Regions from separate parts of the Homo sapiens genome. Here region 2 is linked to region 1. Evidence: chromatin contacts called from ENCODE Hi-C or POLR2A ChIA-PET data. All regions are on one chromosome and are shown on one strand. Each heading gives the region's core, a stretch centred on a gene start or an enhancer-like site at or near the end of the contact. The rest is flanking DNA. Distances are from core to core; before and after follow the strand shown.

Region 1 (4,555 bases), core at 1,061-3,560:
AAAATAATGCCGCATATCTACAACCATCTGATCTTTGACAAACCTGACAAAAACAAGAAATGGGTAAAGGATTCCCTATTTAATAAATGCTGCTGGGAAAACTGGCTAGCCATATGTAGAAAGCTGAAACTGGATCCCATCCTTACACCTTACACAAAAATTAATTCAAGATGGATTAAAGACTTAAATGCTAGACCTAAAACCATAAAAACCCTAGAAGAAAACCTAGGCAATACCATTCAGGACATAGGCATGGGCAAAGACTTCATGTCTAAAACACCAAAAGCAATGGCAACAAAAGACAAAATTGATAAATGGGATCTAATTAAACTAAAGAGCTTCTGCACAGCAAAAGAAACTACCATCAGAGTGAACAGGCAACCTACAGAATGGGAGAAAATTTTTGCAAGCTACTCCTCTGACAAAGGGCTAATATCCAGAATCTACAATGAACTCAAACAAATTTACAAGAAAAATACAAACAACCCCATCAACAAGTGGGCGAAGGATATGAACAGACACTTCTCAAAAGAAGACATTTATGCAGCCAAAAGACACATGAAAAAATGCTCATCATCACTGGCCATCAGAGAAATGCAAATCAAAACCACAATGAGATACCATCTCACATCAGTTAGAATGGCGATCATTAAAAAGTCAGGAAACAACAGGTGCTGGAGAGGATGTGGAAAAATAGGAACACTTTTACACTGTTGGTGGGACTGTCAACTAGTTCAACCATTGTGGAAGTCAGTGTGGAGATTCCTCAGGGATCTAGAACTAGAAATACCATTTGACCCAGCCATCCCATTACTGGGTATATACCCAAAGGATTGATTATAAATCATGCTGCTATAAAGACACATGCACACGTATGTTTATTGCCGCACTATTCACAATAGCAAAGACTTGGAACCAACCCAAATGTCCAACAGTGATAGACTGGATTAAGAAAATGTGGCACATATACACCATGGAATACTATGCACCCATAAAAAATGATGAGTTCATGTCCTTTGTAGGGACATGGATGAAGGTGGAAACCATCATTCTCAGCAAACTATCGCAAAGACAAAAAACCAAACACTGCATGTTCTCACTCATAGGTGGGAATTGAACAATGAGAACACATGGACACAGGAAGGGGAACATCACACACCAGAGCCTGTTGTGGGGTGGGGGGAGTGGGGAGGGATAGCATTAGGAGACATACCTAATGTTAAATGATGAGTTAGTGGGTGCAGCACACCAACATGGCACATGTATACATATGTAACAAACCTGCACGTTGTGCACATGTACCCTAAAACTTAAAGTATAATAATAAAAAAAGAAAGCTTCATGTGTGGTGCAGGGGATGAAGTGTTTGCCCATCTAGTCAGGAGTGGAGCTGGATTTGATTTTTTCTTTTATAATTATCACCTTCAGTGCACCACAAGCTTCAGAACCCTCCGGTGATAGATGCTGGGGCTGACATGGGGCTGACCTATGGAGGGTTTTTCTCAGGATTCTCTCTCCATCTTCCACTTTCAGCCATTCCCACGGAGGACCAGGAAGTTGCGGCTGTTTTCTCCAGTGACCCCATTCGAACGCTGCTGCAGTGACTGATTTCAACTGAGAAAGGGTGAGGCCTAGACAGGCAAGCATGAGATGAGGGACGCGTCTTCGGGTCACTTGTTGGGGCTGAACGCTGTGTCATTTGCTGTTCTGTAAGGAACGCCTGTAGTGGTTCTTGGGGACCAGAGTGGAAGAAAAAAAAACATTCCTCCTTCTCTCAGAAGTTGAAGATTCAGGGAACGCAAAGCCATTTTCATTGATTGGCTGTGCAACTGCCCATTTCTTAATGAGAACCCTAGAAAGCATAACTTCTAATTCAGAAAGGATGCTGAGGTGTTCTCTAGGCTAGTGTTTCTCAAGCTTTCATGTGCAGACGAAGCACTGCAATGTGAATTCATGTGGATTCACTGGTTCTGATACAGTAGCCCTGGGAGGGCCTGAGAGCTCCAGGTGACAGCAAGGCCCTGGCCTGGGGCCACACTTTGGGCAGCAAGGCTCTGGCACACACAATGAGAGCCAGACCCGGGACCCGTGGAGCACTTCCCGAGGATCTGAGGCTCTCATCGCTCTCCACCACAAAACGCGCTCTACTGGAGGCAGTGACACAGAATTAGAAACTCCACAAGTTGACTGAAAGGATGTCTCAACTTGAGGACCTGAAACTGAGACGTTTATCAAGGGCCCCACTGGAACAACGGGGACTTCCCCAGGTTTCCAAGACAGACCAAAAAGCACAGCAACAGCACAAATGGCAGTGCCCCTCAATGGCTGTGAGTGACATGACATGTGGCAAGCCCTGCTCTGAGCCAGGCCGTAAGCCAAGCATGTTTAGGAACGTACAGCCTCGTCCCAGGGTTCATGGTGTACTTGCTTTTCAAATGAATGTCTCATCTGCAAATCACATATTATCATGCCTGGAGAACATGATAAATGTGTTGTTCATATTTCATTTTGTTTTCTATAAATATTTCATATCCTCCTCTGAAGCCCAGGAATCTACCTTGCCGGCCATAGGACTTCCACTTTTCATTCCCATTATTCACAGACCCGCTAGAGGTTCTGCCTGTGTGTGTCCCTCTATATTAAGGAATATTTCATTCCACTTATGCTAGAGCACAGTAGACATCTGCTGCTACATGAGTGTTTCTAAAGCTTCCACCTCTGTGAAAATGTGCATACTGGGGATCTGTGCTATATTTAAAGGAAGATCTTAAGAAACGCCAATTCCCCATCGTAAGATAGAACTCAGGCAGTGTCGTCTAATAACAGATCATCCAATGACATGAAAGTTTTCACCAAAAGAAAAGGAGTTCCTGCTGATGCTTCCATGGGAATAGGGTCTATAGGAATCTGCTGTTCTTTCTGAAAAGGTTTCTTATCAGCCCCTCAGCAACACTCTGTAGGAAATCCTCACTTGCTGTTAGAAGCAACTATACTCAGATTTTCATTATAGAAAGAGTATTGCTTCAGGCTCCAAGTCTACAGTCCCAAACCCAACTTTATCTGATTATTAGTTCCTAGAAAAAGGTGTTCCTAGAAAAAGGTATTCCTAAATATCACTTTAAATTAGACCATAAAATGATGAGTCTTATTTTGAATTTTCTTCTGGGAATAAAAAGCTGTCATCCATTGTGACATCTCACATGGCACAGGCATTTATAGAACGCCAGAGTCATGTTATCTGAAAGTGAAATTAGTGTGCTCCAGAATCTCTCATCTTTCTCTGTGTCTGTGGGGCAGTCATTCGTGTTTCATCAGTATTTCCAGGTCTCCGCCTTCTGAGCACGGAACAGATCAGCCTTCATCACTGTCGGGGGTTACAGGACTTGCTCTGCTAATTTACTGAGACGAAGGCAATGTGTGCACTTCTGAGCGAAGCCTTCTGGTTCTGGTGTCCAGTTTGCTCTGTTCTTTCCTCTCCCTGGTACCCCACAGGGTGGAACCACGTGCAGCACCTCCAAGTGACAGCCCTGTGGGGCAGGCCTGGGAGGACACAGAGCCAGGTGAGACATGAGGCTGCTGGTTACTGTAGGAGAGTCTAGCCTCTCCTTACTGGTATGGGTGTTTTATCATAAGTAACAGGTTTGGAAAAATCCAAAGGCAAACAAAGATTTGCATAAAGATAAACAGTCTTAAAACTGTCTTACCCTTCTAGAGCACTTCTGCAAGAGAAGCTGCAATGGACTGGATTACGTCTCTCTAAAATGCAATATGGTGTAATGGGCTGAATATCTGTGTGGTCCCCAAAATTCCTATGTCAAAATCCTCACCCTTAAAGAAAGGGATGCTATTAGGAGGTGGGGCCTCTGGGAGGTGATTAGGTCGTGAGGGTGAAACCCCATGAATGGGCTTAGTGCCCGTATAACAGACCCCTGAGAGCTCCTTCGTCCCTTCTCCCTGTGAGGATGCAGTGAAGGCAAGAAGGTGCCGTCTGTGAACCAGGAATTGGGCCCTCACCAGACATCGAATCTGCCGGCACCTCGATCTTGGACTTCTAGCCTCCAGAACTGTGAGAAATAAATGTCTATTGTTACAACAGCCAGAACGAACTAAGACCAAGATGTGTTTTTGACAGACTCTGAAGGCTATTTATGTGCTGGGATCATTGCAATCTGTTCTTCACCTTTTTAAGAGTGTGGGATTTCACTTCCTAGATGTTATCAAACAGGCTGCATTCATAATTCTGGCTAACTATATGTGAGTGATTTCTCTGTACCCAGCAATGTGCTAAGTACTTTGCATGGAGTAATAATATTTCTCTTAATAAACCTATGCAAAAAAAAAATATTACAGATGAGGAAAGTGGAATTGAGAGAGGAAAGAAAACATACCCAGAGTCACAGGCCTGTAAGCAATGAAACTAGGGTCAGAGCTCAGGCCTATGTTCTGCTCTTGGTAAACAGAGAAGCTGTGACCTATGGATCTGTCTCTACACCTGCGCCCTATGTCTGGAACATACACCATTGAGAATTGCTGGCTCTGTGTGGCGGCCCCACAG
Region 2 (4,555 bases), core at 916-3,415, 43 kb before region 1:
TGTAATTTAAAAACATTTAATAACTAGCTTAACAATGTGTTACAATTGTCAGACAGTTTTAAATTTGTGCTTACTTTCATAAATAGTAGTGGCCCTGCAAAACAAGGAGCAAGAACTAAATAAGAGTATGTGTGTGTGTGTGCATATGTCGGTGTGTGTGTATGTATGTGTCTAGGCATGTGTGCATGTGTGCAGTGTGCATATGCCTGCATATATACACCTGTTTATATCATGTATGTGTATATGCATGTGTATGCATGTGTGTATATAGGTGTGCACATGTGTGTATACATGTGTATGTGTGTATTTGCATGTGTGTGCATGGGTGTATATTGGTGCCTGCATGTATACATACATGTGTGTATGCATGCATGTGTGTGCAGTATGTGTATAACTGTGTGTGTGTACATATGGACGTGTGTGTATGTATATATGCACGCATATGTGTGTGTGTGTGTGTGCGCGCATATGCTGTAAATTAAGTTCTAGTTACCTGCTAGGCATTAGAATCACTGGTTTACAGCTGTTTATCTCTTTTAACCTCACAAAACCCTTTAAGGTAGACATCATACCCATTTTACAGATAGCGAGTGTAGCTCATCTAGGACTGTGAGTACTGGTGAGACTCCCATTACTGTCTCTTACTCGCCGTTCTAATTCACCTTGCCACCAGCAGGTCTTAGTGAAATGCCATAGAATTCCCACAAGATCTTAAATAATATATTTATTTTAAAACATCTTATTGATATCAGAGTTTTGCATACTGTAATGGTAGGTGTTCAATACATTTATGTTCTCTAAGTTTATTTGAATCATGGGCCCACCATATTTTATACCTTTTTAGATAAGCATCAGTGGAGCTGAAACTCTAGGCTGGCTTCCTTCTGCTTTTGAATGAGAGTGGCTAAGGAGGAGACCAGGAGGTTTGATTTTTTTTTTGTTTTCCCCCGGTGATTTGTTTATTAAGCTTCTGTGGGTTGGTTTTTTTTTTTTTTCAGTTCCTTTAATTTCTTTGGAAGTTTGCTTTTATGTTTTCTGTTTTATTTGCAGAAATTACATCTTTAACCATTTAAAGAATAGCTTTAGTTATGGCCTTGCATTTTTGTTTTTCTTTATAAAGCTGATCTCTACAATATCTATGTCCTGCTGCTAAGTGGACTTTGGAGCTGATCTCCGGCTGGAGTGCAGTAGCGTGATCTCGGCTCACTGCAACCTCCGCCTCCCAAGTTCCAGTGATTCTCCTGCCTCAGCCTCCCAAGTAGCTGGGATTACAGGCACATGCCACAATGCCTGGCTAATTTTTGTATTTTTAGTAGAGACGGGATTTTACCATGTTGGCCAGGCTGGTCTCGAACTCCTGACCTCAGCTGATACACCCAGCTTGGTCTCCCAAAGTGCTGAGATTACAGGTATGAGCCACTGCACCTAGCCTGGCTCCCTTTAATATCATTGTGTATTATTTTCTGGTCATAAGATACTGCCTTCATAATCACAGTGGCATTGGCAGCCCTCATGAGAGCTTTGCAACTGAGACTTGTTGAAATTTCCACCTTGTCAATTTCTCTTAACTCCCCCTCACAAGCTCCTTCCTGCTCAATCTTAGGCTGTCCGGGATGCCCACTCATCAGCCTTCATTGCATAAATGACTTACTGCCTCCAAAATATTTCTTAGCTTAATTTTTTTGTTTTCCAAAATCTTTCAGTGTATTTGATCAAATAAAGAATCACATTCCTCTCCAGACTGATGCCCTGAGGATATCTCCTGTATGAGGAGCAAGTACCCAGACCATCACCGAAGCTCCAGTGCAGGGAGCGAGTATGAAATCCCTTACTATACACTTAGAGGAAAAGTGGGCTTCCTAAAACCATAAAGTCAATGCTTTCAGGAAAGGAAGTCTGTGTCGTTAAGCATAAACATGGTCAATATGCCAGCATTCTGGAAGATTAATGAGTAAAACAGTCCCATTCCTGTCAGACTAGGGGATCAAAGAAGTTACATTTTTGAAAGAAAAGTCTCAGGGGCCTTGGCATGCTCACCTCAGGCAGTGCTCTGATCCACTCCCTTCAGCCTCACTCCGGGCCCCACAATCTGATGACTCCAGCTCACCAATGTGATGACCATCTGTCAATAAGATGCAGCTTCTAGCAGTCATTAAGAAAAAAGCGGTGAGCTACTAGAATTGCCCAAAAGCAAGTTCTGGATTGCCACTTCCTATTGAAAAGTAACGCCTATTTGCCCAAATGCAAATGGTTAACCATGTATATCCTGTAGGGTATTGAGTAATCGTAGGATCCCTGGAATCAAAGTCCAACCAATGGTAAAGTGATAAGAAAAAGAGAGGCATTGAACTCCCCAGAGGAAGACAGCCTTTGCATGGTTTTCAATTTGCAGCAATGAGTTTGTACCCAAACTTTCATACTCCTTTACCTGGTTATCTCCTGGGAGCAAGGAGTCTCTGCAAGCCGACTGGGAAGATTTGGGAACGTTTGCAAGAGGCCGTGTGAGTTAAAGACATGGGCCGGGAGCACTTTTGTGTGGAGTCAGTCAGTCCTGGCCCCACCCCGAAAGCTGTGCAGCCACAGAAGGGCCACTGAGCCCCAGCAAGCCTCGGTTTCCTCTTTCAGAAGAAAGACCATGACAGCTCTAACCTCAGAGGGTTCCGAGAAATAGCCATGCCCGTCCACGGAAGCCGAGGAGCAGCGCCTGAAGGAGAGGTGGTTCTCCATGCATCTCAGCTATTATTACAAGATACTTTGAGAGCAACAGAGGAGCTCCTCAATCAAAAGCGGGCACCTAATCTTCATGTGGCACAGAGACAGAATCTCTGGGTGACGATGCGGGTCACTGCCCTGTCTTTAGACATATCAAGGAAAGCAGCTGACGACAAGTCACTCAGAAATTTATTTGTAGATGCAAGTGCTTAAAAAATAGAAAAGAACCCTAGAATCACAAGGCTGTTCGCACCTGGGTTGCTGTGAACCACGTCTCAGGAAATAACAAAAGTTTTACAGACAATAGGTTCGTGATCAATTCTCAGCCAGCCTGATGGACTCACACTTTCTCCACTTCCCAGTGCACTGTGCCTCCCCACCCCCAGGCTGCCCACGAGGCTCCACTGCCCGCTGCCCAGCTCTGCTCTATCTTGACCACACCTCACCTGGGTCGCTCCTTCCTGCAGAGCCCTGAGCTCCACGTCCTCACGCCTGAGTGAGCCTGAGAAGCTGGAGCGCACCCCTTATCATCTCTCTGGGGAACCAGCTAGACACAGCAGGACCTGTGTCCTGCTCAACCCCACTGGCCATTTTCCCGGGTTTGTCCAGGGTCCCCTCCAAAGACTCTGCTGGCCCCAGTGGCTCCCCCTTACTGGATAAAAGAAGGGCCTTTTCTGTTTGAAGTGCTTGCAGACCTATGGTCACGGGGTCCTCTTGCTGCCATCATTCCTCTCCCTGCCTTACAACAATCCTTCCAAACAAAGCCTCTCCTGACTAAGTCCTGGCTGTTTTCCTCTAACAGAGCTCACAACTTCCTTCACTCTGGGTGACCTGTCCCTCCTCCATCTGAGAGAAGCCCTGGGGCGCTCCTCCCCAGTAGTTCACCCCAACCCGAAACCTGCTGATTATTGGATGGCGAACAAAGCAAGACCCTCCCCTCTGCTCTTACGACCCCTCCCCTGCTACCTCAGCTCCATCCCCTCCTCCTCATTTCTACCATCGCCCCTGAGGCTTCTGCTTCCTGTAGAAGGGCTGCCCATAGGAGGAAGAAACAGGCCACCAGGTAACACACCCCTCCTGCGTTCTCAGGTGCCCTCTAACACTGCCCTTGGATGGTCTTGCTTAGCGTGAAGGTAAGAAAGTAAGCCCTTTTATAGATGATTAGCCCTGGCAATGCCTGCCTGGAAAGAAAAGAAAGAAAACGAAAAACAGATTGGACTTTGCTGGGGACCAAAAATGAACATTAATTAAGCAGAAATGTAACGTGTTGAACAAAACCGCGTTGTGTGGCCACGCAGATGCTGAGGGACCCAGGAGGCCCAATGACACCCCCTTCCTTGCAGAACAAAGAGATTCATGGCCACTGTGGGGGCCCCTTCTGTTAGACTGCACAGAGGCAGGGATCTGGAGGTCTCCAAGAGTGGCCTCCTCCCTGCAACACCCTCCCTGCCCCAGAGGGGAAGGTAGTGGATGGAGATTGAGACCCTGCTGCTGACTGGCTCCCAGCCTGGGCTGGTTGCCTTTACTTCGAGAGCTGAGGTGGAAGCTCCATATGGCACTGACCTCTGCAATGTTTCTCATGTCCTTTGCCCCATATTCCTTCTGTAGTTCCAAGTCAAATCTAAATTATATGTCACCCTGAGAAAGCTGAGACCTATTTGGTTTTTAGCTCTCTAAAAATGCCCCTATATTAAAGATCCTCTTAGATCTCACTCTTATTGAAACTTCCTCAAATTTAAAATCACACTGTTCATTTGCATAGACACTGTGAGGTGCATAAAAGGCGAGGAATGTGGCTTACAGTCACATGTTTCATAACAATAAGTTTCCAGGCAGAAAATTC

The links. A loop is a pair of places that touch in the nucleus more often than their neighbours do. ChIA-PET counts read pairs that join two places held with the same protein, here RNA polymerase II (POLR2A). Pooled maps may share reads with other maps.
Region 2: a loop to region 1 is called in a map of HepG2, with 2.2 times the contacts of the local background. The contact joins the promoter of CCR6 here to the enhancer-like site in region 1. A Hi-C loop is called at or near these places in 6 of 168 maps with a recorded cell type or tissue (B cell, CD4-positive, alpha-beta memory T cell, GM12878 and 3 more), 25 of 37 single-sample maps with no recorded cell type and 13 of 50 pooled maps. POLR2A ChIA-PET finds 5 or more read pairs at or near these places in 7 of 52 experiments (B cell, GM12878, OCI-LY7 and 4 more).

The regions. Positions count from the first base shown.
Region 1 is chr6:167,077,711-167,082,265 of GRCh38, reverse strand. No RefSeq gene overlaps it. Among named protein-coding and RNA genes, the nearest start is that of CCR6, 43 kb to the left of the region's middle. RefSeq lists enhancers at 1,517-2,017, 2,063-2,402, 3,233-3,412. Within about 2 kb of position 2,310, at least 5 of the 41 ENCODE cell types and tissues checked have a DNase peak (open chromatin) inside an H3K27ac peak, as active enhancers do; they include B cell, GM12878 and OCI-LY7, where a contact is called at or near this core.
Region 2 is chr6:167,120,706-167,125,260 of GRCh38, reverse strand. CCR6 (C-C motif chemokine receptor 6) reads right to left here and starts at 2,165. Exons shown (of 3, transcript NM_031409.4): 1 at 2,038-2,165.